2 separate regions of the Homo sapiens genome follow, and region 2 is linked to region 1. A link is a loop called in an ENCODE intact Hi-C map of the cell type or tissue named here. Cell type or tissue: PC-3. All regions are shown on one strand. Links, peaks and the distances in the headings refer to the core of each region. The heading gives the core; the rest is flanking DNA. Region 1 holds the start of LARS2-AS1 (LARS2 antisense RNA 1). Region 2 overlaps LARS2 (leucyl-tRNA synthetase 2, mitochondrial).

Region 1 (15,578 bases), core at 6,418-14,417:
CACATGGAATTTCCCAGTGGGGAAAGGGGCGCTTCCCAGCTCCTAGAATCCTGCTCATTCCCAAGTGTTTTCCCTCCACTTTTCCAGGGAGCCAGGGAATGGGCTATAGGGAGTTGGGAATCTGGTTTTCACTCTTGGCTGAAGCTGGCCATGTCTACTCTCATGCGTAGTTTAGCTCTGAATGAGTCACACTTGTTTATTCATTCAACATGTATTTACATGATAATTGGGTACACAGCACTAGGCAATTAATTGGAGAGCTTACAATAAGAACAGGCAGCCCAGGACATGCTCATAAATAACCATCAGCACTACAAGAAAGACGTACCAAATGTGATTTGGAGGCGCAAGGTGCACAGGAATGAAGGACAAAGGACATCAAGGGCCCTGCTGGACTTGGAACCCAGGCCTGCTGGAGCAGAGATCACATCACATTGCCAAGTTCATTATTCAGATTCACAATTGGGGTAATGTGTTTCCCTTTTGTTCACTCATTCATTCACTCAACAGATGGTACTTGGGAACAGACTTGCGTATGCAACTGAGTTATTCATTCATCATAGTGACTGTGCACAGCAGGGGCCTTTATAAGTGAGTGGAAAATCTGCAACTCTAAACCACTAACAAACCGTTCTGACTCAGGGACCATCAAACGCGGGAGTATTAGGCAGGGCCTCTGCCTTGAAGAAGGCCCTGGATTTCTGAGTCAGCTTTCTTCCTACTCCTTCGGTACATCCCTGGAGGTAGATCATGCTTGCTTGCACTGAAGCACAGCTATATGTAAGCACAGTGATGAAAACTGGGGGGAGATCTTCACAATTTCTTCATTAGTTTAGACTGCACTAACTCAGAAATTGCAACAACTGATAGCTGCTGGGCATTGAAGGCCACATTTGTCCCACTTGGAAGAAGGAAAGAAGGAAGGGAGGGAGGCAGGGAAAGAGGGGAGGAAAGGTAGGGAGGGAGGAGAGGGAGGAAGGGAGGGAAGGAAGGGAGTTGCTAATTATTAGGATAAACAAGGAAATTCAGAACATTGATTGATTGGCCATGTTAAGTGCTCTTAAAAAAATCACTATATACAAGGAATGTGCTAATTACAGTATGAGCAAAGAATATCAGGATGTATCAGAGCCCCACCTTCTTGCTGCAGATGACATTTACCTATTCATGAAGCCCCAGAGAGCCTGCTGCCCACTCCCCTGACCTGGTGCGAGAGTGGCCTGCCAGGCTGCAGATCTTTGAAGGCCATAGATCTCTGAAAATGGTCTCCAAATTGGACTTTTCATTAAATCAGACTAAGTTTACCTTCCTCTTCTTCCTTGTTCTGTGCCCAGGGCCATCATGTCACATAATTAGCCTAGTTTCTAAGTATTAGCCATGGCTCATTCTTGAAATATCACCATTCCCATTTCCTAGCAGCCAGTTAGTGGCGCAGAAGGAGGGTTTACTAATACAGCAGGACCCAAGTAAAGCTTCTCTTCCCTTCCTGTTCCTTTTCCCAGTAGCCCCGTTTCTGGCATGATCAGAGTAACAGAGAAGAAAGCTCTGTGGATAGGGGCTTGCTGTGCTCTCCACGGTCAGCAGGCGGCCTGCCCTTCTCATGGGAGCTCCCTGAGCAGCTGCTTGCTTCTGACAGCCACCACTTTCTGTTGATTCCAAACTGAAGGGAGAAATTCAGTTTGGGGAATTTAGTGTCTAAGTTGCATTACAGAGCTACAACAAAAAGTGACAAGATTCCATGTTTACAGCGGTCTCCCACAAAGGGAGAGAAAAGGCTTCCTGATCTCATTCAGTGAAGATGGGCCATGACATGTTCCCACGCTCTAATGTGCCCCCTCTCTTTCAACCTGGTGCTAACCACCGGAAGGAGGGAAGCTGAAAGCTGATCCTACCCCACACCCACAACCACAGCAGGAGGCTCAGCATATTTTCCTTCTTTGGAATATATACCATACTGTAAATGATAAAGTTACACAATCATTGTAAAAAATCTGGAAAAAATCAGAAGTATATTGGGCTCACCACCCAGAGATAGCTAGTGTTAACATGTTGGCATGAGTTTTTCAAGTCTTTTCTCTTGCTTTGAGTATGTGTATATATGTGCTTGTATATATAAAGACAAAGATAACCAAGCTGTATCTTGCTTTTTCTATTTCTCATTACTTCAGATGAATTTCTCCATGTTATTAAACATTCTTTGTAATTTAATTGAAAGTGTTGTATAAGTGTGCTCCACGTAGATGGATTATACTTTATTTACCCTGTCTCAGCATTTTGGGGCATTTAGATTGTATCCAAATTTTTAGCTACTTGAAATAACACTTACATGAACATCTTGGTGCATAAGTTTGCATTTCTGATTATTTCCTTAGGATAGATTTTTAGCAGTGCAATTAGTGCACCCAAAAATGAATAGTTTTAAGGCTCTCACTATGTATTGCCAAACTGCTTTTCAGAAAGATTGTTCCAAGCTACTTCCTGCAATATATGAGAGCTGCTCTTATGCTAGCTTCCTTACTACATGGAAGATGGCATCTCACTGCTGAATAATTTATATTTGCCAGTGAGGGAAATTTTTTTTTTTAAAATCATAGAAATGGGGTCTTGCTGTGTTGCCCAGGCTGGTCTCGAACCCCTGCACTCAAATGATCTTCCTGTCTTGCAATCCCAAAGTGTTGGGATTACAGGTGTGAGCCATCGTGCTGGGACGGAAACATTTTACAGTGTAAGATGTTTATTATTTTATAGTGTGATAAAATGTTTATTAATCATTTGGATATCTTCTTTTGTGGGTTTCCTGCTTACATTAATTCCCGGTTAATCATTAACTTGGTATTTCAGATCACACAACTAAGGCACCTGCTGTCCTGTGTGGTGGCACACTTAACTTGGAGGCCAGCCTCTTACGTAAGGTAAGGAGACCTTAAAGTACAAACTGCAAGCCTAACTGTGCAGGTGATGAAAAAAAATGTCCACAACTCTTACAAAACAGGAAAGATGATTAGATATACATAAACCTTTGCTGTCTGTATTTGAAGAAATTAGAATCAGAGTGAAAAGAGTGCTCAGAGATAACTGAGTTCCTAACATATGAGGCCACTGAGACCCAAAGGAGTTCAGCTTCTTGTCCACACAGCTAATCAGGGGCACCACTGAACATGGACAGAGGTCTTTGGATTCCTGTTTCACAGCTGCTACTTGAGACAAGGGCTGAGGGGCTCAGAAATGTTAAACTAAAATGGAATAGCTGTACTATCATCTCAAATAGCCTCCTGAAATTACAATGCTAATCAAAAGGAATACAGAACTAGACTAGGAAATCCTGATTTATACAGATTTCAGAAATACACATGTGGTTGACAGGTCTCAATTTTTCCTCCCAGCCCAGCTTGATAAAGTTGTTTGGAGGCTCTCAAAAATTCTGACTGTAGAATTCCAAATTACTCATCTCAGAAAGTGGGTGATTTTCATTTCATGTGTGGCTGACTGGTTTACCAATACACCTCTAAGAAAGAGGTAATGCACCGGGAGAGTTTTCAGAGGCTGTTGCTGCCCTGATGTGATCCAACAAGAGTAATGCTGACAGCAGCACTGAGTAACAGTTAAGATGACTTTCTGTACCTTCCTCAAAGGTCAGCCTTTTCAGTAATTAAAATAAGTCTCTTTTGGAGGAGGAAAGCATGGAACGGAATCTTGAACAGAATTTAAAAACAGATTCAAAAAAACAAAACTCCATAGGTCTATTTCAATTTACACCATATAGTTGTTCCTTAATGTTGATGGTAAAGCAAAATCCAAGTGTTACCTGGAGGATCTGCAAATTGGCAATGCATTTGAGTGAAAACAAAGTCATATTTGAAACTGCATTTTAAAATTACATCAGCATGCAGCAAACCCTTTTTCCTGCTTGAATATAGTCTTAAACTATTGTAAATAAGTCATAAAAATAGTCAGACCCTGTCCTATACCTTAGGATACTTGGCCATTGAATAATTTACTGATTGAATACTTCCATAAAAAATCATTCAGAAACTGGCAGAAATATGCTCTACTGTTAAGGAGCTAGAAATCACTTACATATGGTCTTTGTTTCCAGACCTACATAAGAAGGAGCTATTCCCCCAACTTTTTTTTGTAGGCAGTGTCTTACTTTGTTGCATAGGCTAGCGTGCAGTGGCAATCATGGCTCACTGCAGCCTTGAACTCCTGGACTCAAGTAATTCTGCTGCCTCAGACTCCCAAGTAGCTGGGACTACAAGTGTGCACCACCACACCTGGCTCATTAATTTTTTTTTTTTTTTTAACAGATGGAGTCTCACTACGTTGCCTAGGCTGGTCTCAAACTCATGGCCTAAAGTGATCCTTCCACCTTGGTCTCCCAAAGTGCTGGGATTATAAGCATGAACCACCACGCCTGGCCTGAGATGTTTCTCAAGTTGTATTTGGTTTTTAACTTAAGTTTGAATCAATTCTCTCTAGCCCATGGAGGATATTTCCTTTGTTTCTTGTTTTGTTTTAGAAACAGGGTATTCCTATGTTGCCCAGGCTGGAATCAAGCTCCTGGGCTCAAGTAATCTTCCCGCCTCAGCCTCAATCTCAGCTTCTGGAGTAGCTAAGAACATAGGTGTGCACAACTGCATGAACTGGAGAACATTTCCTCTGAAGAATATAAACTTTTATCTGTTTGTTTCAAGGGATTAAACTCAATTTCTTTTTCTTTTCTTTGCTTTTTTTTTTAATTTTTAGACAGAGTCTTGTTCTGTCACCCAAGCTGGAGTGCAGTGGCACGATCTTGGCTCACTGCAGCCTCCGCCTCCCAGGTTCAAGCAATTCTCGTGCCTCAGCCTCCCTAGTAGCTGGGGGCTACAGGCGCATGCCACCATGCTCGGCTAATTCTTGTATTTTTAGTAGAGATGGGGTTTCACCATGTTGGCCAGGCTGGTCTCGAACTCCTGACCTCAAGCAATCCACCCGCCTTGGCCTCCCAAAGTGCTGGGATTACAGGTGTGAGCCATCACATCCAACCTAAACTCAATTTCTTAAAAAAAAAAACAAACAAAACAAAACAAAAAAAACACTAAAAATGTGTAGTATCTGTGAGACCATGACAGTAACAGGACACAATTCCCATTATCAATGACAATCTTTATCTAGTTAGGTAAATTAGTTTCCAGACATAAGAAATGCAAAGCAGAACTGGCAAATTCTAGAACCTAAAGTACAAACACTTTAACAAATTTGTTTATGTGAGGAGTAATGCTGTTAATGTTTTTAGTGTCCTTCTGATGCAGACCAGTTTATTTTCATACATGAAGGTCTCTGGGGCTGATGAGAATAAATTTATTTTAAGCATTTAATTTAGACCCTAAATTAATTTTCTGTACAGTAGACTTCTTTTAATCCATGCATGCATGTGCAGAGTCGGCCATCTGGTCCGAGGGTTAAGTGAAGGGAAGGAGCTTTCAATGTGCTTCATTGTAATGAAAATGGGTTTCTGTCTGCATTTCAAAAGTTTTAAAAGTAATATTTTTCTATCTATCAAAATTTTAAAGACACATATTTTTTGACCCAGAATTCCCCAGTGTTAGGACTTGAGCCTACATATATGCTCCCAATTATTTGCTAAGCGTATAATAAAGAGGATCACTGGACTTAAAAAAAAATAGTAATTGGAAGAATAGGTGACCGCTTACATAAATTATGGTATATCCATATGAGGGAATACTATGCCTACATTAAAAAGAATGTGATATCTGTTTGTGCTGATATGGAAAGACCACCAAGCTACATTATTAGGTCAAAGAAGCAAAGGACATGTATGCAATATAAGCAACATTTAAAATGACTATATCAATAAAAACACACGTGGGGATAGGCAAAATATTTTCCTGGCAGAAATAAAAAGAAACCTAAAAGTCGAGGAAAGGGCTAAAGAGTGGCGTGCAGGGAGGGAGACAACAATGTTCACTTTCTGTGTAGTTACAAAATGGTTTAGACATGTATTACTTTTTTTTAAATTGTCAACATGGGTTATCTGGATAGGGAAATAATCAGATATTTCCCCCCTTTCCTTCTCTGTAATTAAAAAATATTCTAAAGGATGTTGTAGTAAACAAACAAACAGAAAAACAACATAACAACAACTGAAAAAAAAAATCCAGCAATTATGCTTCTGGTAATACAGCAGACAAGAGAGCCTGAATTATTGTCCTGATGAAAAACAAGTGAAAAAGTCAGTTGGAGTATAAAATACATTTGAGCTGGCAAAACCAAACCAAACCCAACTTAGGAAAACACAGTTACTGAAGCCAGCTTCCACCCTGGGCATAGCTATAGAACCCCTGTGATCATAAATGTTTGTGCATGGCATGGTACACAAAAGATGGGACACCAAACCTAAAGCCTAAGCAACCTTGGGAGTCTAGAAGAAGATCTCAAACAAGGCAGGAATCGTCACTGAACCAGAAATCATCAATGAACTAGAAATAAACCTGTGGTTAGAAGAGACAAACAAGGAAACTTGCCTATCTTGACCATGGTGATGTATAGGAGGAAAGAAAAGTATTTCTCCTGAGAATCTGTAGACAGAAGTTGACCCTCATGTGGGTTTGGGACTGTATTCGTATTACCTATATGGTCCTAAAAACCTCAAGCAGAAAATTCAGTTTAAAGTGATCTTGGATTGGTAGCATCTCCAGGCAACAGGGAGAAGCTAACACAAAATCACCTCTAGCAGAGAGGTTCCAAAGAGTTCCTACAAAAAAAAAAGGGTTCAAGAAATATAAGGTCAGTTAAAACACCCCTTGCACCCCATCCCCCAAAGAACTAGGCATCATGAGTGAGAACAGCAGAAACAACAAATGACTAAACAGACCCATAATGACATTAGATAAAGAATTATCAGATAATATAAAATAGTATGTTTAATCTATTTTAGAAAATAAAGTCTTAAAAGATACCATGAAAATACTACAAAAATCATAAAGGAAAATTTAAAAACCTAGAACTTCTAGAAATGAAGAATAATTAAAATAAAAAAACTCAAAGAATGGGTTAATCAGCAGATAGAGACAGAGAGACAATTAGAAACTGGAAGATAGCTATAAAGAAATTGGCTGGGCACAGTGGCTCATGCCTGTAATCCCAGCACTTCGGGAGGCCGAGGCAGGCGGATTACTTGAGGTCAGAAGTTTGAGACCAGCCTGCCCATCATGGTGAAACTCCATCTCTACTAAAAATACAAAAATTAGCTGGGCGTGCTGGTGGGCGCCTGTAGTCCCAGAATAAAGATCCTATCAATAAGCCCTGGGATATATGACAACTTGATTTATGATGGAGAGGGCACTACAGATCAGTGGGGAAAAGGATGGACTATTCCATTAACAGTACTGACACACCGAAAGCAGTAGCCATAAAGGAAAGATTATTAATTTTTACTACATTAAGAGTTTCTGTTCATCAAAAGATGCCATAAAAACAAGACAAGCCAAGAACTAGAAAAAACTACTTGCAATACATATAGCTGAAAAAGGATTAGTATCAAGAATATTTAAAGAACCCCTTACAAATCAATAAAAGAGAAACGATCTAGAAAAAATAAAAGCATAGGATACAAACAGGGATTTGATCACAGAGATTCATAAACCTATGAAACATGATAAACTTCATTAAGAAATCAACTATAGTCAACAATAACTTAATTAAACATTTAAAAATAACTAAAAGAGTATAATTGGATTGTTTGTAACACAAAGGATAAATGCTTGAAGGAATGGATACCCAACTTTCCATGATGTGATTACTATGCATTGCATGCCCATACCAAAATATCTCATGTACCCCATAAATATACACCTACTATGTACCTGCAAAAATTAAAAATTAAAAAATTAAAAAAAAATCGGTGTCTTGAAATTCAAATTTAACTCACAACGTGACCCATTATATACCCACTGGTTTGGTGAAATTTAAAAGTTGGATAGTACAAAATGTTGATGACGACGTAGAGTGATCGGATCCCTCATTTCTACTAGTGGGAGTATAGGCTTAGGTAATCACTATGGAAAACAGTTTGGTGTTTCTCAAGACAGTTGAACACGTGCGTATCCTACAATCGAGCAATTCTACTCTTAGGTACACATTTTAAAGAAATGGTGACGCATATGTCAGGAACCACGTGCAAGAAGGTTCATAGCAGTTTTGTTCATAATTGCACAAAACAGTCCAACCACCATTAATGGTGGTATGATACATAAACTGAGTTCTATTTTGGAAGTTTCATTCCATATAATGGAATATCACGCAGCAGTGAAACAGGAATGAAATATAACTTCATCCGTCAGCACTGCTGAATCTCAAAAAACTGTTGAGTGAGGAAAGCAAGACAGAATACCTGAAATATAATTCTACCTATGTAAAGTTCAAACACAGGAAAACCAGACAATATATAGTTTAAAAATACATGCAGAAACGATACATTTATAAAGAAAAGCAAGAAAGTGAGGAATTAAAAATCTGGGATCGGTATTAGCTAGGGGCGAGGTGGTGGGCGTAGAAGAGCGATACACAATTGGAGGGGGCACCTTGGGGATTCTAAGGTACCTGAAATACTCTGTTTCTTAAACTGAGGAGTGGGGCATGTATGTTCATATATAAAAATTCCATATTTAATGTGTTGTACCATTCTTTAAATACATTAAATATGTAATTTTTATATATGATACGTTTCATGGGGAAAAGTACACACACATTTTTCTGAACATTATGAGGAAAGGGTTACAATAGGCCAACAGGAAAAGAATTTACTGATGTTTTTACAATGTGATTCTCTATTTCAAATCCACTCTATACATTTTTTAGAGGGATGCATCAAGGTGGGATTCAGCCAAGCTTAGGAACAAGAGCTGACATGGAAGGACTGGGTGATAAGCATGACCTCACATGAGATGCTATAAAACACTATGGGCCACTCCTCTCTGCCTCACAGGTACAATTCTTAATTACTTAACTCAGTTAAACAGAGAAGCACTGAAGGCTAGGTTCTATGCAAGCATGCAACATCACATGCCAGAACTGACTACGCAATATAAATGGACCTCAAATGATTAAGGTTGACAACCTCTAAAGCATACTAGAAAACTAGTATTCTACTACATGCATTTACCTTGCTTCAGAAGAACTGACACCTGCTTAAAGTTGCTATTCATGGAACTCAATTATTTTGCAAAGCAGTATAAGTGCTTACCTATGTTTAACCATTTTTTGATCATGGCAAAAATGACTAAAGAATCTTGCATAGAACAAGTGCATGACGGCATGTTCTTTCCCTCCAATGTACAAATCCACAGGCATCCAGTAATCGGCCACTGCTGTGTTAAAAGGGCTGTAAAAAAGAGATGGAGGCATTTTTAAAAACCTGCTTTGCCACAATTGTGTAAATTAAACAGGCCTATTGTAATATGCATATGCCCTGAAATGAACCGTATCAGGGAATAACAATGATTTTTTTAAAATATAAGAGAAGGCCGGGCGCGGTGGCTCATGCCTGTCATCCCAGCAGTTTGGGAGGCCGAGGCAGGTGGCTCACCTGAGGTCAGGAGTTCGAGACCAGCCTGCCCAACATGGCGAAACCCCATCTCTACTAAAAATACAAAAATTAGCCAGTTGTAGTGGTGGGCACCTGTAATCCCAACTACTCAGGAGGCTGAGGCAGGAGAACCACTTGAACCCGGGAGGCAGAGGTTGCAGTGAGCCAAGATCGTGCCATTGCACTCCAGCCTGGGCAACAGGGTGAGACTCTGTCTCAAAAACAAAACAGACAAACAAACAAACAAACAAACAAACAAAAATATATATATGAGAAAAGCTTATATAATAAAAAAGAAAAAAGTCAGGTAAGTGTTAATTTATGAAATTATAAAAATGGTTACAGAAGATATTACTGACATATTTCAACAAAAGCAATTTGCATATAAAATGAGGACAAAAGGAAAACATACCAGCAAAAAAAGGCATCTTGCTACAATGCACCTTGAATATCTAGATTCACTTTAATTTTTATTATTATGATTACACAATTGAGATGTCAGAGTTCCTACCAATAGAGGGCAATGTGGTATTTACAATGAAGATTAACATGCAGATACTAAATGTTTATTTATTAATTTATTTTCACATTAAAAAACATTTTTTTTTCTTTATTAAAGTTTGGGTCTTGCTTGGTCACCCACGCTGGAGCGCAGTGGCACAATCATAGTTCACTGCAGCCTCCAACTCCTGGGCTCAAGCGATCTTCCAGCCTCAACCTCCCAAGTATCTAGGACTACAGACACACACCACTCTGCCCAGCTAATTTTTTCTTTTTTTTTTTTAATTTTCTTTTTGAGACGGAGTCTCGCTCTGTCACCCAGGCTCGGTTGCAGGGGCGTGATCTCGGCTCACTGCAACCTCCGCCTCCAGGGTTCAAGCTATTCTTGTGCCTCAGCCTCCTGAGTAGCTGGGATTACAGATGCCTGACACCACACCAGGCTAATTTTTATATTTTTAGTAGAGATGGGGTTTTGCCATGTTGGTCAGGCTGATCTTGAACTTCTGACCTCAGGTGATCTGCCTAACTCGGCCTCCCAAAGTGCTGGGACTACAGGTGTGAGCCACTGCACCTGGCCATCAGTTAATTTTTTTAAAACATTTTTTATGGAGACGAGGTCTTGCTACGTTCAGTCCAGCTGGTCTTGAACTCCTGGCCTCAAGTCATCTTCCTGCCTCGGCCTCCCCAAGTTATGGGATTACACATGTGAGCCACTGTGCCCCAGCTGTAAATGTTTATTTTAAAATAGAAATTTGATTTTATTTTTTAAAGCAGTCTGAAAATATACTCAGCTAGAGACTGTATATTGCTTACTGAATGCGATGCAACATATTTAAGGTGACTTGTCATATAATAGCCCAATAACTCTCACCTAACAGATACTAATAGAAAGGCTTTCTCATACTCTTGGGTCCTAAAGGACACTGGAGAGGAAAGGAAATGTCATTTCCATTTTCTGGCTGGGACCTTCGGTGGGAGGGGCAGCACTGGCTGGCGACAGACCTCTGTGTTGCCAAGGTAATGCCGTCCCTTGAGGTCAGCCAATCAAGCAAACCTTTGCCTTTGGAGGACTTCGAATATTTGTGAATTGGTTCCCTGACACCTCAAGCCACCTTTTTCCCCAGGATAGACTTGGCTGGCTTCAGCTTTGAGGCTAGAAAAAAGAGCCTGGCTACCACCACATATTTGCATCTTAATATAGTTTGGTGTTCTCCAGTCACTGTACCAGAATTCTGATAAAATTTTTAAAAAACACTTTTTTTCTTCGTGAAAAACAGTTCCCTAAAGAAATTCAACTGCCAATCCAGGCGACAGAAAAGAAAGGAAAGTGAAGGATGGTATTTGGCCGGAAAACAAGTTTGGGATATATTAAGGAGTGAAATGTTGAAAGTAGCTACAGCTCAGATTTATGATCCACTCAGGAAACCACCCCAGGAAGAACTCGTGCTGGGGCTGAAGCTAACTACAGTGTGTCATGAGGGAAATGAAGTGCTCACTGCTGTTCACAAACTGGGGGCTGTGACGGTCTCAGGATGTCTCTCCCGCCACGGTAACTTGAGGTCTCTCTCATCTGTGTGAAGGCTTTCCTTTGAAGCACTCTGAGAAAGGAAAGAGCCTGACCTCACTTGCATTCTAAGCCAGTTGTTACTACATGAAATGCACCAATGGCCCCTTATAGAGGGAAGGCCCTGAAGGGGAGCCCCTCTGTGGGCCAGAGAAGGCCATGCTGGTGGTTCCCAGCCACAGTCGTCACCTTGCACCCTTCCTGCCTTTGCAGGGTGTCTTTCACTCAGGATCCCCCTCATTTCTTTTTTTTCTTTTTTTTTTTTTGAGAGGAAGTCTCACTTTGTTGCCCAGGCTGGAGTGCAGTGGCACGAGCTCAGCTCACTGCAACCTCTGCCTCCCGGGTTCAAGCGATTCTCCTGTCTCAGACTCCTGAGTAGCTGGGATTACAGGTGCGTGCCACCGTGTCCAGCTAATTTTTGTATTTTTGGTAGAGTTGGGGTTTTGCCATGTTAGTCAGGCTGGTCTCCAACTCCTGACCTCAGGTGATCAGCCTGCCTCGGCCTCCCAAAGCGCTGGAATTACAGGCGTGAGCCACCATGCCTGACAAGGATCCCCCTTATATCTGATATGAACTCAAATTACAGAATCACAACACTGCAGGTTGAAATTCTGGCAGGGTGAGGGCAGGAGTATCTGTCTCACTAGAAAGATATTATTTTAGAACCACGAAGAATAGGGAGGCATATTTTATATGTAGGCAACAGGGTTCCAGAATGTTTCTGCCATGGACAAGAGCAATTAGGCAAGGCCCTTTTAAGCACAATGCTGTGTTTTTTCCTGGGCTCTGGAAGAGTTTCTTTCGGTTCTCATTCTCTCTCTTTATAAGGCTACCTACTGCTCTCTTTTCCTTAATTTGTTTCTTTTTTTGGGGGGGGCGGGGTTCAAATAAACACATGAATACAGCTTAAAAATCAAAATGGTACTGAAAGATTTACAATGAAAAACAGTGGTCTCCAGCCCCAATTCTTTCCTTGCCTCAGGCCTGTCTCTTAGCCACTTTTAATTCTTTTGGTTGTTTCTCCCAGCAATTATTGAAAAAAAAAAACATGTTTATACTCTTTATTGATTTATCAATTTAGGAAATGATCTACTATGTAGTAAGAGGTGAGGCTTCTTAGCGGTCTCACCCTCCCTACCTGCTACCTTCTCTGTAGAGTTACATTATTCTTTTCAGTTAAATAAATAACATTACATCTTTACAATCATACAAATGCAGTTCACTGCAAGGAGGGTATCACAGTAGCATTTCCTTCTTTTTCCGTTTTGTATTTGTGTTGTACTTGGGATTTACTTGGCTGTGAATAATCTAACTTAATGATGTAGCACTCTCCCTTTAAGAGAGCCTGTTCCGAGGTGCACAGTTGACTGACAGCTTCCAGCTGCTGCATCTGTGGACCCACTCTGGTGTGTTCCTGCCAGCCCATGTTGCTCTCCCAGGCTGCTCCCAGGAGAGTAGAGGGAGGGGCTGGAGCAGAGCCATTTTAGCCTGACTGTAAGACTCTAATGGACAAGCTTTGCTTGGGCCTTCCCACTGGCCAGGTCGAGGCTTTCTCAGAGTTGTGCTGTGGGCTGAGGCTCCTCCACCTGATCCTCCTTCCTTTCCCTTCTCCTTTCACACCTGTCACAGCTCCATCGTGGTCTAAGAGCACTCTCTGCCCACTCCTCCTCTTCTCCCCTTTAATCTGCACAGGCATTTCCCCCCAAGAAATCTCTTGCATGTCTAATTCCATCTTGGTCTTTGCTTCTAGGAGGAGCCACACTGACAAATGCTCAAAGACATCAGCAGGGACGTTTTACCTGTGTGGATTATGAGGGTCAGTGTATCTGAAGTAGTACCAAGCAGAATCAACAAAGGTATCCATCGTGTCTGTCTCTCTCTTGGCTGCTCCCTTGCACCTAAGAAAGAAATGAAATTCATCAATTGGTTTCTTTTTAAATTTTAATGCAGTTTTCCATCAGCTTTTGAGAGAGCTATAAGTATGAATTTAAAATGTCATAAGAATAAAGCCACAGGCTGGGTGTGGTGGCTCACGCTTGTAATCCCAGCACTTTGGGAGGCTGAGGTGGGTGGATCACGAGGTCAAAAGATCGAGACCATACTGGCCAACATGGTGAAACCCCATCTCTACTAAAAATACGAACAATTAGCTGGGCGTCGTGGCGTGTGCCTGTAGTCCCAGCTACTTGGGAGGCTGAGGTAGGAGAATGGCTTGAACCCGGGAGGTGGAGGTTGCAGTGAGCCAAGATCGTGCCATTGCACTCCACCCTGGTGACATAGCAAGACTCTGTCTCAAAAAAAAAAAAGAATAAAGCCACATATGAAAAGACAATTCAGGGAAAGCTCTCTTTTTATATTGTATAGTATGCGATGTTTTAAAGAAATTTATTTACAAATAAAAGTTTCAATTTTCAACAATTAAAAGCCTTATTTTCCACTTCTCTGAATTTAACCTGGTAGAAAGCCTCACCATCCAAAAGGACAAGACAGGATTAGGTATCTCTTTTGTGCCTTAACTTCTGTTCCAGGCATGTCAAGATTGCCTTCGCCAATGCCTACTTTATGATGCTTATGAAGCCAATCAATGCATGAAGACAAATGAGAACCAAATATAGGGAGATGTGTGGAAAATCAACTTGGATTTTTCTTCTACTTCTGTTCTGGGGTGACAGGTGCAGAAATCTACCAGGATGACTCGAGGAAGACAAACCAACTTGGAAGCCCCAAAGGCAATGGTTGCTCCAGCTCATGCCAGCCTGTAAGAATCAATTGGGGCATCTCTTCACAACACTGTGACAAAAGATGGCAAGTTGGTAGCTTGAAACTGGCCCTGATGGGAGTATGTACATCACGGAAATTGGCAAATGCTAGAAATCAGGACCCCCCTCCAAAGCTAATTACATATCTACCATGAGACCACTGCCTAAAGGTAGGTTCCTTATGGAAGAGTGAAGAAAGCCCTGGTGTTCAAGACAGAGAATAAAGTGAGATCCTTGATATGTGAAGGGTTGCATAGAAAAAGGAATCCCTGTCCTAGGGACAGACATGTCCAGCAGGACCAAGGTCTCACAAGGGCCCAAGTGTTACACTCATTATTTTTATTTTGAGATGGAGTCTGGCTCTGTCACCTGGGCTGGAGTGCAGTGGCTCGATCTCAGCTCACTGCAACCTCTGCCTCCTAGGCTCAAGCAATTCTCCTGCCTCAGCCTCCTGAGTAACTGGGATTACAGGTGCATGCCATGATGCCCGGCTAATTTTTGTATTTTTAGTAGAGATAGGGTTTCACCATGTTGGCCAGGCTGGTCTCGAACTCTTGACCTCAAGTGATCCGCCTGCCTCAGCCTCCCAAAGTGCTGGGATCACAGGCATGAGCCATCATGCCCAGCTGCTACACTCATTCTTAAGAACATTCCTAGAGTTGTGGGCCTGTGGGACTGAAGGAACCAGGTGCCAAAAGCCACACTACCTAGGAACTCAAAAGAAGGTGCCCTTAGTCAAGCCTAGCACAGGACGGGGATTAGCTGCCTTGGAGACTCCTCAAGGCCTGGATCAGCAGAGAACCAGCACCTTCTGTCTGATGGGTAGGACCAGCTATCAACAGGGCCTTCTGTGGCAGTGGGAAGCCATAGCAGGCTCTCCCTTCTAAGGCATGGATGTGAAGCTCATCGCCCCTCCAAATATTGCGCTTTGGGCAGTGTAAGTCTTTGGGTGTTATTGGAGAATTTGGGGAGAAGGGATGAGGAATCCCAAGAGGAACTGATAAATCTTCTGCTAATTTAGCATGTATGGGCTTGAGTGTATTTTTAATTTAAGAATAAAAGAAGGGTTGTATTTCTGTCTTCCATTTGTGAAGTAGTTCATACCAGCTTTACAAATATTACCCAAGGAAATGGCCAGTCCCCCACATAGTCCTCCAGCTCCCTCGTC
Region 2 (15,578 bases), core at 6,816-14,815, 100 kb after region 1:
GCCCTTCTGCCGTACAAAAAGCAAGGGATGGATCTAACAGCAAGCTGGTCAAGGACCAGCACAAGAACGCTAGCAGGACTGCATAACCTGCCTTACTTTGAGATCAGAGAGGAGTGGGGGCCAGCTGTTACCATGGAAGACCAGGAGTTACTGATGACAAAAACACAGGGGTCAGAGCCCTGGCCAGGGGGTGAGGCCCGGTAGCCACATGGCCATGGCACACCCAGGTGGGGCCTTCTGCCCACCCCTGCCCTGCTCCAGGGTGAGCCTTGGTGTCTCAGAGTTGGCAGGCAGGATGGATGGCAAGCAAACTAAAAGAAGTAGAAGAAAGAGATGCAGGAGAAAACACAGTTCCATATGACAGACAGAGAAGGCTCTAAAGGCATATAACCTGGAAAATGCCAGAGGTTATTGCCTGGGGACGGGGGGGCCTTATGTAGAAATGGGTGCCCAAAGGGGACTACAGACTTATCTATGTTGTATTTCTTTTTGTTATAGGTGGAATATGGGAATTCATGTACAATTTTAAAATATATTTTTTAAAAGAAGGAATTATTTTAAAGAGGCAAAGATATAGTTGTTCATCCGACACAAGAAGTAAGACTGAGTAGAGTTTGGCGATGGAAGGGAAGGAAGCCCAAGCAGCTGGTCATCTGCCTTCCCAGTAGAGAGGGAAGCAGCGTAACTGTTACTATGAAAGGGCCAACCAGTTCTCTAGGGATTACCAGCTTTCTCTCCCTTTCATCAAAACAAAATTTTATATTTGAAACCAATTCAGCTTCTAATTGAGAGCAACCATGGTTACTGCTTCTCCAAAAACTGCTATTTTCAGAGTGTCATGGTGTCTTTGGAGTATGTTCAACACTTCTTATTTCCAAGAAATGAGAAACACAATATTTAATTTTGTTTAGCAAGTGTAATAACTCACCATTATTACAGATTGGGGATAAAAATCAAGTGAATACTTCAGATTATAAAAACCAAATGACAGTACCTAGGCCCAAAGCAGCAGACCTCCTCTGGGAATGTGGAGGAATGTGACAGGCAGATAAATCTGCCAGTTTCCAGTCAAGGCACTGGACCAGCAGTTCGTTCTCTCCTTCGAAGGAGATCTGAGAGAATATGCCCTGGAAATTCACTATCTACTTTCAGATGCTACAGAGATTTGCAAATTTGAAAACTAAATGCCATGCTATGCACTCTCCGGGCACTTCATAAACACTTGTTGACTGACTGGCAAACTGAAAACTGATGGAACGTACATTATTGTTTACTTGCTAAGAACTTCCCTTGCTTCCTGATATTTGTGGATAATTATATTATGATTATGCAGCTGCCAGACACATAGCCTCAATTTTCTTCCTCCTCCGCAGTGAATAGCAAAAAGGCCCAAGCAGAAAACTCTTCTACTTGGGCAATGCCTGGTGGCTTTTTGCCTGAGACAAATTATTCCAAGCCCAACTCTGTGAGGGGGACTTGGCACCTTGATGCTTTTATCACCCGGCTTCTGGACCAGAAGGTGCTGGGGAGACCAGCCGAGGTGGGAGGTGGGGAATTTTATTTTCCAACCATCTGTGCATACAACATATGAAAACACAACAAAATCACCATATGGAGCTAAGTTTTAAATATGTCATCAGGCATTCTATGAGTTTAAGAAGAAACCGATTGGCAGTACAGCCTTTTCTGATTACTGAAAGAGAATAATTTATCTCTGGCTTCAAATGGCCCCTGCTCAAACATCCAAACCTCAGGACTCTCTTTTTATTGCTACTATTAATTGGGTTACACTTGAAAATTACATATTGTTTTTAGAGGGTTTTCTCAGTGATCATCTCACATACACAAACCTCACAACAAATCCATGATGCGGGTAGGGCAGACACCATCACCGCTTTGACTAACCCCGTTTCCTAATTGATTCATCACCCCCAAACCACCTGCCCCTCTACATACACAGTCCACATCTAATCTGTGTGTGTCTGCTCAGCTGCTTGTGACCTTTAGTTTTCTTCTCATTTCAATGGGATGTATTTTCCAACCTAGAGAACCATGTCCATTTGGCTCTGTGGAGCATCCGATCCCATTCATGTAAGTGCCAAATCTGGGAGAGCACTTACATCAGAACTACCTGAAATGCTTATTTAAATACCAATTCCTGAGCCTCACGCAGGACTATATCGCAACCTGCCTTTTTAGCAAACTCCTCAGGGGATCATTACACACCCTAAAGTTTAAGAATCATGGACACACAGAGAAATTTTTACAGAGCATAAATGGTTGGATGCCAAACTTGACGGCAACAACTTCATGTTCTGAGCAATGTTTCTCAAATTCCACAGGCTCCAATTGAGAGGTCTGCTAGTCTCCCTGATGGTTTCTAAATGTATACTTTTACATCAATAATTTTTAAAAAGATCACCCAAGATAAGAATATTCTGGGTCAACTAGATCACCTTAGGTGGGGGTCATTGGAGCTGTTCACAAACATTTTGATCCTCCTCACCATCCTGGCACATGGTGGGAATATTCTTTACCCTCTTTGAGGTTGGATGTGGCCATGTCAGTGGAAGTGACTTGAGTCCAAGTGGAAGATTTAAGAGCCAGTGGGGATTCACTATACCCCCTTCTCCCAGCCACAGAGATGGGGAGGCACTCACTGAGGTAAGAACAGCCATCATCGAGGTCCTGACTACCTTGAACTGAGCCCTCCTGCTAGGCATGTAGCAAAAGCAAGAAACAAAATTTTGTTGTTTTAAGCCACTGAGATTTGGGGATTGTTTATTATAGCAGCATGGTCTAATTTTTCCTGATTGATGAACCTGATCACCAAGAACTAGCCCATGAATTGGGTGTCTGGGGTTGCCTTTGTATTTATAATCATCTAAATGTCAAGTAATCATCTAGAATGACAGAGTTTAACTTTTAATTCAATATTTACCAAACTTGAGCCCAAGGATTTTGTCACTGAGATATGTGAGTTCTAAAGTTTGAGAAACATTATTCTGGGCTATATATGCACAATGAACACTTAGTCCAGACTTAAACAAAGGAGTTGTATGCTTTTAAAAACATCCATTGAATCAATCAACTCACAAACAGTTGAGGCTTATCAGATTATAAACTCCTTGGGAACAAAGGAGTTGTTATCTTATAGGCTGTTAGGAACAAAGGAGTTGTTAGGTCTTATAGGCTGTAGACCTAAAAACATGTTAGTTACATTTGACCATTAAAAACCTGACATGATGGTTGGGTGTGGTGGCTCATGCCTGTAATCCTAGCCCTTTGGGAGGCCAAGATGGGAGGATTGCTTGAGGCCAGGAGTTCAAGACCAGCCTGATCAACATAGTGAGACCCCATCTTGTATAAAGAAAAAGAAAAAAAAAAAACTTGACATGCTAACACAAAAGAAGTTAGAAAGACCTTCCCTGCCACTGAGAAGCTTATATTACTGGGCAGATAAAACAACATGTGGATGACATATAGACCTCCCTAGTTTGTGGTTCTGACTATAAGTGCTAAATTATTTCATAACAAATGTGAACTGGAGAATTGAGGGATGGATTTATGGTAGAAGTAAGAATTTAAATGGGCTTTGAAAAATAGCAAGGACTGGCCGGACACAGTGGCTCACACCTGTAATCCCAGCACTTTGAGAGGCCGAGGCAGGCTGATCACCTGAGATCAGGAGTTCTAGACCAGCCTGGCCAACATGGTGAAACCCTATCTCTACAAAAATTAGCCGGGTGTGGTGGCGTGTACTTGTAATCCCAGCTACTCGGGAGGCTGAGGCAGGAGAACTGCTTGAACCTGGGAGGCAGAGATAATGCTGTTCTTAGTGTGCCTTAGAACTATTTCATATATCTCCATTCAAGAATAGAGCTGGTGCTCAATGATTACTTACTGACTAAATTAATCAATACATGTGGCAGACCCTGTTTGGCAGGCCCAGATTAGATATTCCTTCCCTGCTTAGAGTGAGGATCGTTAAACTTGAGTCCAAGTTTATTCAATCTCAGGGACCAATCCTGACACTGGGCAGGAAAGATTTTAAAATGACAAGGAAGCTCAACAGACTTTCTTTCACATCACTGACAATGAAACCAAGATTTGTTTCTCTTTTCCCACATCACTTAAAAATGACCAGACAAGTTTTCACCAGATTTGGTGGTTGTATCTGAGATGCTGTGACTTAAATATGAACTATGAAAATTAATAAGAAATTAATTTCAGGAGAACCTAGAGAACACCCTGAAAAGAGGGCTTGCTATCTTAAACACAGCAACTGAAACTGTGAAACAAAAAGACAACCTTAGGTATCTGCTGATCACACAGACTAAGAAACCATCAACCAAATAACAAATAGTGGTTTCAACCATAAGCAAATCAAGCCACAGGATGGATAATATGAATTACAAGATTCATTTATTAAATGGTGACGAATCACCTTCCTAAGCAGCTCTGAGGAATAAGATCAGTATAAATAATAATTACAGCTGTCACTTATTATGGGATTATTATGTGCCAGATACAAGCACTATCTCATCTAATCCTCATAACCCTGTGAGGAATAAAGTATTGTTATCCCTATGTTAAAGATTAAGAAAGTGGGATACAGGGACATTAAATGACTCTGTAGAGTCGCTTGGCTAGAAAGTGGTAGGTTCAAATCTAGGTTGTTCAATTTCTGGGTCTAGCCTGACCTTAGGCTTCAGATATGGTAGGAGGACTCCTTGTCTTTTGGGCCTGAGCTGCCTGCAAGGGTACCAGTTCCTTTGGGCCTGGAGCTCTGCCTTGAGCCTCCTCTGTAACATCTCATCCCATCCAAGGAAATTAGAATCCCACCTACAAGCCCCTCAACCACCTGTTTTGCTAACAGGCTTCCCTGCACCCTATCATAAATGTACAGTTGCTATAAAAGCTTAACTGTCCCAAGGCGGGCGGATCATCTGAGGTCAGGAGTTCGAGACCAGCCTGACCAACATGGTGAAACCCCGTCTCTAATTAAATACAAAAATTAGCTGAGTGTGGTGGTGGGTGCCTGTAATCTCAGCTACTTGGAAGGCTGAGGCAGGAGAATTGCTTGAACCCAGGAGGCAGAGGTTGCAGTGAGCTGAGATCGCACCATTGCACTCCAGCCTGGGCAACAAGAGCGAAGATCCGCCTCAAAAAACAAACAAAAAAAAGCTTAATTGTAGGCAATTTGCCTGCACTCACTAATTGTCCGAAATAAGTTGGCCTAAGTTAAAAAAAATTTAGACAAATCTAATTAAAGAATCACAACTAGATTCTTTATCACAGTGAGATAAAGAATTGTCTTTATCTTTATCTTTAGGCAAAGAGCCAATTCATTCTGTCCCACATCTTTCTTTTTTTTTTTTTTTTTTTGTCTTTGGAGACGGAGTTTCGCTCTTGTTGCCCAGGCTGGAGTGCAATGGCATGATCTTGGCTCACTGCAACCTCTGCCTCCCGGGTTCAAGCAATTCTCCTGCCTCAGCCTCCCGAGTAGCTCAGATTACAAGCACGGGCCACCATGCCTGGCTAATTTTGTATTTTTAGTAGAGATGGGGTTTCTCCATGTTGGTCAGGCTGGTCTTGACCTCCCGACCTCAGGTGATCTGCCCACTTCGGCCTCCCAAAGTGCTGGGATTACAGGCATGAGCCACCATGCCTGGCCTGTCCCACCTCTTTCTAATAAACATAGCAGAAATAATGAAAAACAGTTATCTGGGAAAAATAACATCTGACAAAAACCAGAGAGACAAACACCCTCAGCCATCTTAAAGTGGAACACAAATCTCTGAATTTGGTAGTATAAAGTTATTTAACTCTTCAAGTGACAAAGACATTACAACGTGACCCTCTTTTAGGAATACTTCTTGCAGCCAATGTCAGCTCAGCATAAAATTTCAAACCAGTTATGACAATGGATGTACTTACCTTGCTAAAATAAAATAGAAAGAACTGAGAGGCAGCAGATATCATTTGTATAGGCCCTGACAGGTTCATAGTAGCAATGGCCACTGGGGTTCCAGTAAATGTTTAATTAACAATTGGCTCTCTGGAGGAAAAGGCCATGATTTGTAGGTTTGCTGATTACCATGACGTAAATACTCCCTCAATGGCAGATTTCAAGCTGCCAAGGTGACTAATAAACACAACATTGGGCAGAGATATACATAGTTGGCTCTCAGGTGCTGGTGTGTGCAGGTTCCTGTCCACTGCTGGCAATTGCTAATACTTATTGGTTACATACTGTGTGTTAGGTATCTAAGTGCTTCATAGTCATCCTCTTTGAATCCTTTTAACAGGCCAATGGGGCAGGTACTATTTTATCCCTATTTTATAGATGAGAGAAAACAAGGTGTTGAAGAGGTTAATTAATTAACTACTCAAAGGCCACACAGCTTGTAAGTATTAAGAGCTGGAATTTGAATCCTGGCAGTTTGGTTCAATGGGCCATGCTCTCAGCCCTTCTTGAATACTGCCATATTTCGTAGGTGGATAAAGAAGATATTATGATTATCCAACACCCATCTTAAAGATGATGTGTTGCTAAAGATTGCTAGTAAAGATTAGGCTCTGGGCTAGGTGCGGTAGCTCATATCTATAATCCTAGCACCTTGGGAGGCTGAGGTGGGTGGATTGCTTGAGCCCAGGGGTTCAAGACATGCCTGAACAACATGGTGAAACCCTGTCTCTACAAAAATTACAAAAAATTAGCTGAGCGTGGTGGCACACACCTATAGTCCCAGCTACTTGGGAGACAGAGTCGGAAGTTGAGCCTGGGAGGTCGAGGCTGCAATGAACTGTGATTGCAACCACAGCACTCCAGCCGGGGTGACAAAATGAGACCCTGTCTCAAAAAAATTTTTTTAAAAAGCAGGCGGGGGGTAAAGAGGAATGGCCCACATCAGCCAAGGAAGGGCGTTTGTCCTCCTCTCTCACAATAAATTTCACCTCATTCTTCAAGGCCCATATCAGATTCTTTTTTTTTTAAGATAGTGTCTCACTCTGTTGCCCAGGCTGGAGTGTAGTGACACAATTACAACTCACTGCAGCCTTGACCTCCCAGGTTCATGTGATTCTCCCACCTCAGCCTCCTGAGTAGCTGGGACTACAGGTGTGTGCCACCACACTGAGCTAATTTTTTGTATTTTTTGTGGAGACAGGGTTTTGCTACATTGCTCAGGCTGGTCTCGAACTCCTGGGCTCAAGTAATCCTCCTGCCTGGGCCTCCCAAAGCACTGGAATTACAGGCATGAGCCAGGTGCCCAGACCAGATGTTCCTTCTTTAGTGGCACTTTCCCCAACTCCCCAGAGTTGTTACTCCCCAAATATCTTTTCTTAAAAAAATTATTTTTTTCCATTAGAAAATAAATACATGCTCTGCCGGGCATGGTGGCTCACACCTGTAATCACAGCACTTTGGGAGGCCAAGGTGGGCGGATCACGAGGCCAGGAAATCAAGACCATCCTGGCTAACACAGTGAAACCGTCTCTACTAAAAATACAAAAAATTAGCCAGGCGTGGTGGTGGGCACCTGTAGTCCCAGCTACTCGGGAGGCTGAGGCAGGAGAATGGCGTGAACCCGGGAGGGGGAGGTTGCAGTGAGCCGAGACTGCGTCACTGCACTCCAGCCTGGGCGACAGAGCAAGACTCCGCCTCAAAAAAAAAAGAAAAGAAATACATGCTCAAAGAATATGGAAAATATCAAATAGAACAGAAAGAAATATCTTGCAGTCTCACCTGCCACTCATAGCACTGATGTGTATTTGTACTGTTGACCTCAGTTCGTTATATACAATGATTCTCTACTCATGGGTGAGTATCTCCTGGGAAGATTATCAGTGTTATCCACATTTGTATCTACCTTTCACCCCATTCCCATCTGATCTCCACCCCAGCACAACACCCAACTCATGGCTGCCCCCCAATTAACCTAGATGCTTTATTATAATATCATCTAATCCATAAAAGGAAACACTGAGCTTTTCATGTCCATCTTCAAAGCTGTCCTAATCTTAACTAAAGTTGGTTTTCTTCATTTGTCTTGAACACATATTACTACATGCCAACCCTGCGTGTGGCAGACAAGGGCTGCTCCAGCAGGCACCTGTTCTTACCTGCATCCCTCTCATCTTCTGGAACCGTGCTATGGTGTCGCTGATGGTGTAGACACGCACATGGCCCATGTGCAGCTTACCAGAAGGATAAGGGAACATGGAAAGCACGTAAAATTTTGGCTTCGATTTCTAGGAAAGAACGACAATGAGTATTTATTAAGCATTTTCTGGGAACTCTGCATGTATACATAATATTTTGGCATTTTACACAAAGTAATAATTTAACATTTTAAAAGTTTCCTTTTAAAAAGAGTGTTCCCAGAATGTAAATCAATTAAAATGTCAAAAAGCAAAATTCAAAGCCCTGGTTTAAGCTAAAGAATGTCCAAAATAATGCCAAACAACCTCTAAGTGTTAAGTACCCATATATCTTTTTTTTTTCTCTTTTAAAAACTTATTTTTTGAAAGGAATGAATTAACAGTATTTGCAGTGACCTGGGTGAGATTGGAGACTATTATTCTAAATGAAGTAACTCAGGAATGGAAAACCAAACATCTTATGTTCTCACTGATATGTGGGAGCTAAGCTATGAGGCATAAGAATGATACAATGGACTTTGGGGACTTTGGGGGAAGGGTGGAAAGGGGGGTGAAGGATAAAAGACTACAAATAGAGTACAGCCTATACTGCTCGGGTGAGGGGTGCACCAAAATCTCACAAATCACCACTAAATAACTTACTCATGTAACCAAATACCACCTGTACCCCAAAAACCTATGGAAAAAAAAAAGAAAGAAAGAAAAGCGGTCCCAATGCAGACCCGAAGAGAGGGTTCTTGGATCTCACGCAAGAAAGAATTCAGCGCCAGTCTGTAGAAGAAAGCGAAAGCAAGATTATTAGGAAAGTAAAGGGATAAAAGAATGGCTACTCCATTAAAAAAACAAAACAAAACAAAACAAAACAAAAAAACACTTCTCTTTTAAGACAGCTTCTATCTAGGTCCTTAAAGAACTGTTTGTTTTTCCGAAGGAAGCTCTAACATACATATATCCATATAATTCAAAGAAGCAATAGTTGAATCACATAGATGTAACATCTCTAAAAATGGAGTCTCTTCCTAAATTCTCTATAGCTGCATTCTGACGTAGGTTTAGCAGTAATAACAGGATCCTAAAGTACCAATTTGGGTCCTGAGTTTCCCCATTGTATTGAGAGCCTATCTTTCAACAAAAATGTTGAAATGGGAAGGTAATGAGAAGATCCTTTTAAAAAGGGAGAAGGTTGTTGTTCTCCAGGGATGATAAATAAGCAGCCTCAGACCAGGGTTATATAACTCTCCAGCTTCCAAAGAAGCAGCTTCATCATGAGAAACATAGACAACTGTACATGTATCTGAACAGAAGGAACACAGGCCAATGAGTCCTTATTGGATCACTGACTTCTGGCATCTTAATTCTTCCCCTGGTAAAATGATGAATGTCGTCATGAGTGTGCACATGAATGGATAAGGCAAACAAAGATGGTAGTCCTTGAATTAACTCCTACTGGGGGGACCTACTGTTCATGGGGGGACCTACTGTTCAAGGGCAAGAACTGTGCTTTAGTCACCTCTTTCTCCACGTCTGCCCCCAGTGCCAGCAGGAGTTTCATAAAATGTTGGATAAATGTTCGTTGGCCTTTGTGCTCCAAAAGCCTGATAACTGGCCCCTATGGAGCACTTTTTACCCAGCAAACTTCACAAATCCTACCCAAGTAATAGGAGGGTTCCCCACACCCAAGTTTAAATCATCTCATGACAGGGTCAAGGGTGGAGGGGCTGGAGAGAAAGGAAGAGCAACAGGTAACTGGGTAACTGATTCTGTTTCGTCACTAAGGGTCAGAACTTCTGCTTTTATTTATTTCTGCCTTCTGTTTTTTCTTCCTGGCCTTATTCCCTTGCTAGAACTTTACTCCAGTTCTTTAAGAATTTGCTTCCCCTGAAGTAATGCAAACAAACACGAAACAGAATATTCATAACCCTTCTTTTATGTACATATGTGGGATGGGGTTTTTAAATATTGTTTGCTGAATGTTCGCATGACTGATAATACACATAAACCAAATATAATCAGTAGAGCAGAAGAAACCAGAAATCAGATTCTTGCCAAGGAGTTCGTAAACTTCTTTCAGCAAAGAAGTTAAACAAACCTTTAACGGAACCATTAGCACGTGGCAAAAAGAAACCCACAAAAACTAGAGTAGAACTTTTCTTTGTGCTGCCCATCCTCTAGAAATTACCAAGGAGTGTTAAGCTGCCTGAAGGAAGAGATGGGAAAAAGAGAACAATTAAGAAATCTGGATCATACACAAATTAGAAAATCATCTGGAACTGCTGAAATGACAACTACAATGGATTTATACAAACAGGATGGAAAGCAACACATTGGTCAGACACTTTAATTAGAAACTGCAGATTTATAACTCTTAGGAAAACCACAGAAATCTGAGAGAGGACCTGAGATTCAGGGGTTGGTGGGAACTCAGGAACTTAATAACTGTCCTTAAGAAAGTGAGTGGCAGATAACCTTCTCAGCTTATGAGCAAGTCGTCCAAGGAGGTACAAGACCCCATTCTTTTACTTAGTGCAGAATCAGAAGAAAACTATCCACTCAATTCATGCCTTACTCCTTACAATGAATTAGGCTTATGGCTTATTCTTCAGAAATTTTTAGGAATATGGGAAAATAGCTGTTAAGAGTTCTTTGGGAGCTAGGAAAACAGTAAAATCCTTGATCTAAGCTGTTTCTAGTTTTTCATTTGAAAGTTTTTACATAAAATTATTTTTATTATACTAATGTTTGTTATGTATTTAATTTACCAATCTTGCCCCAAACATTTTCCACCTGTAATTTCTTTACTAGCATCTCTTGTTTTACATTTGTTCAATAAAGATTAAATTAATAGCAAAATCAAATGAATAATTATATACTAGCTAAGCCAAAATCCAAATCTGAGTTCATAAAAGATACATAGAAAAGTATTGTTTTCTAAAGTCTTTAATATTCATGAAGATTTCTGTTTATTACAGAAAAGGTATTCAGCTTATTGCCTGTCCCTGCCTTTTGCTTTTCTGCATGAATTAAGTCATTTTCCTCTGTGACAATGAAATGAGTTCTATCATCTGGGGGTGGAAAAGAGAGAAGGAATGATGGGAGTTTCTGTTATAATTGAGCAAGAATCTGATTGAAAGGGAAATTTTCATAATTATATAAAAGTATAAGAATTTAAGCCTTTAAAAGAGATTAAGATTTAAATGATAGGGAAAGGATGGCTTTTATAAGTGGGTCCTATTATTTTTGTCAGCTTCTGACTTTAGAAGAAAGATGACTTCTGCCTCTTTATAGATCACGCTCTGAAGCTGTGGCTGAGCCTAGAGGGTGACAGAGTAAAAGGAGCACCTCAATAGGAATCCGGAGCCCCAGTTCTGGTCCTAGCTTTGTCACTAGCTGTGAGGCCTTGGGCAAATTCTTTTGCCTTCTGGGATCAGTTTGCTAACTGTAAATCAAAGGTGAGACAAAAGAAGGTTTCTGTGTGGAAAAGCATGAGCTCAGGAATCAAACACACATTTGATTTTGAATCCTGGCTCTGCCATGTCTTGGCAAATTACCTAAACCTTTTTCTGAGCCTCAGTTTTCTTACTCCAAAAATGAGGATAATAATACCTACCCGCTGGGTTGTTTCAGGATTAAATGAGATAATCAATTGAAAGACAGTGCCTGGCACATGGTTAAATGCTCATTAAATGCAAATTATTTTTTAAATGATAAATATGGTGATTTCAAGACATTCCATTTCAAAAAACTTATGTGAGTGGATTTCAAGTGAATCTGATACCAGAGTGAGATCGATTATAAATGCTTCAAAATCCATGAGCATTCCGTCATAGTCTCAGGTCCTGATAGACACACCACGTTCTGATCTTTGTGTATCTTTTATTTATGTACCACTTCAGTTTGTAAAATGCATTTTGTCACACATTTTCTCATTTGATTTTCAAAACAATTCTGTGAGATAAACAATGCAAGGAGCCCAGAATCCAAAACATTAAATGATGTGGCCTGGATCACACAGGTTTCCTGGGGCAGAGCCAGCATTGCAGCCCAGGCTCTGGCTCACTCACTGAGTGCTCACTCTGCTTTGCCATTCCTTGATTCAAACCCTGATAGGGGGCTGCCAGGGGATCACACACAATGCCCCTTATGCTATCTCCCCAATTGCTAAAACAATTTATTTTGATCCATTTGATATTTTAAAAAACTGTATGCTTAAGAAGAATGAGATGTCACAAAATCAGTAAGCTACAACATCAAAACATTTGGAAGTCAATAAATGATTATCTAAACCAAAAGGGAAAAAAAAGCTAATTTTACTGTCCTCACTCAGAATTAAACTGCTCCTTAAGAGTTTGTTTTCAAAATCTATTAAGTTACATTAGTCTGATGATGTTGACACAAGGGCTTTTCACTTCCTAACAAGGTAGAAGTCAAGCTTTCATTGTAAAATTATGTATTACATTCAAACCTTCCCTTTTTTTCATTTCATTTTACTTGTTACACACTACATCTTTTTCAATAGCAATTTTTCTTTCTAACCATTGCCCAAAATCATCTTTCAGTTTAACACAAATAGCTCTCCTCCCCTTACTCATTTTTCATAACCACCAATCTCACAGAAAGAATGAATGTGTTGACCGAATCAGGAGATGGGGAAAAGGCAAGTCTAGAGAGGTGTGGTCTTGTGCAGCTGTACTTATTCAGCTGCTTGCCTTGGGCCTAATCTCTTTATTAAACATAGAGGGTTTGTATTATTTGACTATAACTACTACAAAGAGATGATCAGAATTTAAAACTCCAATCAGATTCAAACATTTCATGTAACAATCACATCTCCCAGCTGTCATTTTGACCAGTATCAAGAGGTAAGGGTTAACACGTTCCAGACTGATTCCCAGCAAGCTGGCCTCCCAGAAAAGGAACAGAGAGCACTCTGTGGAAACTGGCTGCAGCCAAGTATTATGCTTCCACCATTAATTCAGGTAGAGTGCCGAGCTGGTGTACCTGGTGCAGAAGCCAAGGGTCCACTAACTCATGTAGCTGCTACCTCAAGGTTAGACCCTACCCCAGTTCACAACAGTGAAAGGGCTGGTGTGCCCCAAACCATGATGCTAAGGCAGCAGAACAGAGTTGGAGGCTACGATTGCCAGGGAAGGGGCAGTTACTTCTCAGAACATGTAGCCAGCGAGGAGCCCAGGTGCCTCTCCTGGAGTCTCAGATATGACCCTGCCAGATCCCTGTGTGCTGCCCCACCATGCAATGGACCACAAAGGACCCATCATCTGGTAGAGCTCCTATTTTGATGAGCTTCCCCAGTAAATGTTGCTCTAGAACACCTGGTTTGCTGCTGTCTGTCATACACCTCGTGCGCAATATTACTATGTGTGCATCCACCACATTGGAAACTCTTGTAAACACTACCTTTGTATCACCTCATTTATGCCTCCCAATCCATTTACCCCTCCCAATAGTGCAGGTGGGCACTATTATGATCACTCTCCATCTCAGATAAGAGAATTGAAGCACAGAGAAATTCAACAATTTGGTTCAAGGTCACATATTTAATATCTTATTTGAACCAGGTAGTCTAACCCCAGGGTCCAAACCTTCAACCCCTCTTCTCTACCCTCTTAGAATCTCTCAGAATACTCACATCAGCTTCTGAAATTTTGGAGGCCTGTTCTTTTATTCGTTGATGCCACCATTTCTCAACATCCTTTCTTGTCTGCAATGTATACTCTTTTGTCCACTTTCCCGTGGCACTGTAGATGCTTCTGGTACATCCGGGAATTACTCTCCTTTCCCACTTGATGACATCTGGCCCACCATTTAGCTGTCTTTTCAGAAGAGAGGCATAAAAACCCAATCTCTGCCAAACAGAAGCCATTCTTCAGAAGGTGAGAAGGCCCTGAAAAAGAGGGCAGAAAGCACACTATGAGCTGCCTCAAACCCTCCCCAGAGCTTATCTTTCCATTTGGCACAGTCCAGTGTTCTGGCCCTGTGCTTTCCTCTTACTTTTAATAATTTCTTTCCCTGAAAAGAATACTTTAGCAATTCAATTGAGCTAAACACAAACTTTTTAATAGAAAATATAAAGGGTCAGTAACCCCTAACATCAAAGATGCAAAAATCCTGTAGGAAAAAATGGAGACCATCAGCTGGCCAGCTCCTGCGCAACCTCACAAGTTGCATGGAAGGCATGGAGTGCCCTCCCTCCCCTCCCCATGGGCCAGCCCAGGGACTCTCCAGCAGGCTTCACTTCTTATGTCTTCAAGCCTCAGAAGAGCTCAAGCACATGCTGAGTTGGCGTTAGGCTCAAATATCAGAAGGGGTCTAAATACAGGCCTCCCAGGAGGGCCAGAAATTCTGAACTACTATTAGTAATTTTTATACATATTATGAGTTAAATATACCCTGTAGGCTGAACCAGAAAATAACCATTATTTAGAAGACTGTTAATTCATTTAGTTTCTCCTTCATTTACCAAATATTTATTTATTTATTTACTTACTTTTTAGAGACAGGGTCCTGCTCTTTCACTCAGGCTGGAGTGCAGTGGCATAATCATACCTCAGTGTAACCTCTGACTCCTGGGCTCAAGCGATCTACCTGCCTTAGCCTACCAAAGTGCTGGGATTACAGGCGTGAGCCACCACCAAATATTTAATGACTACCACTAGGCCCACACGTTGTTCTAAGTACTGGGAATATAGCAGTAAACACAAACAGAGTCCCTTCTTTCTTTCTCTGTTTTTTTTTCTTTTTTGAGACAGAGTCTCGCTCTATTGCCCAGGCTGAAGTGCAATGGCATGATCTTGGCTCACTGCAACCTCCACCTCCTGGGTTCAAGCAATTCTCCTGCCTCAGCCTCCTGAGTAGCTGGGATTATAGGCATGCACCAACATGCCCGGCTAATTTTCGTATTTTTAGTGGAGATGGGGTTTCACCATGTTGGCCAGGTTGGTGTCGAACTGCTGACCTCATGATCCACCCACCTTGGCCTCCCAAAGTGCTAGGATTATAGGCGTGAGCCACCACACCTGGCCCAGAGTCCCTTCTTTCGTAGCACTTATTACATACTAGCAGGGAAGCAGATAAGAAACAAACAATAAGGGAGGCAGATGAGAAACAAAAATATATAACATGTGGTCACGGTGAGTGCTATTTTTTGAAATACAACTCATAGGTTGGGGCCTACCAGGATATCCAGTTGTGATTCAAAATCCAATTTTAATGTTTCGTTGGCTTCTTCCACAGGTAAATACTGGAAATGACCTCACTGAAGAAGTTTCATGTTTTATTGCTATTCAAAGGGTTGAGGTGAGATTTTTATCAAATATTTAAGATATAAATACTAGACTAAATAGCCTAAACTTTCTCCTTCTGGCATAACAGCATTCAAGAAGTGCTACAGTGAA

What was found. Peaks named below come from ENCODE experiments on the same cell type or tissue, not always from the same donor. Only the 100,000 strongest peaks of a DNase experiment are listed, where the experiment ranks them.
Region 2: it touches region 1 in a loop (4-fold over the local background); 6 of 110 quality-filtered maps call a loop at or near these places.

What each region holds. Positions count from the first base shown.
Region 1 is chr3:45,494,246-45,509,823 of GRCh38, reverse strand. It overlaps LARS2 (leucyl-tRNA synthetase 2, mitochondrial), which reads right to left. Exons shown (of 22, transcript NM_015340.4): 14 at 13,451-13,549; 15 at 9,245-9,382. It overlaps LARS2-AS1 (LARS2 antisense RNA 1), which reads left to right and starts at 279. Exons shown (of 4, transcript NR_048543.1): 1 at 279-467; 2 at 2,842-2,912; 3 at 14,324-14,580. RefSeq lists a silencer at 1-207 and an enhancer at 1,034-1,900. In PC-3, for the core only: a CTCF peak has its summit at 10,081 (motif pointing right); no DNase peak of the experiment used is centred there.
Region 2 is chr3:45,392,923-45,408,500 of GRCh38, reverse strand. It overlaps LARS2 (leucyl-tRNA synthetase 2, mitochondrial), which reads right to left. Exons shown (of 22, transcript NM_015340.4): 3 at 13,814-14,068; 4 at 8,128-8,256. The coding sequence starts at 14,047. Among named protein-coding and RNA genes, the nearest start is that of LARS2, 12 kb to the right of the region's middle. RefSeq lists an enhancer at 14,505-15,578. In PC-3, for the core only: no CTCF peak of the experiment used is centred there; no DNase peak of the experiment used is centred there; H3K4me3 peaks cover 809 bases; H3K27ac peaks cover 1,296 bases.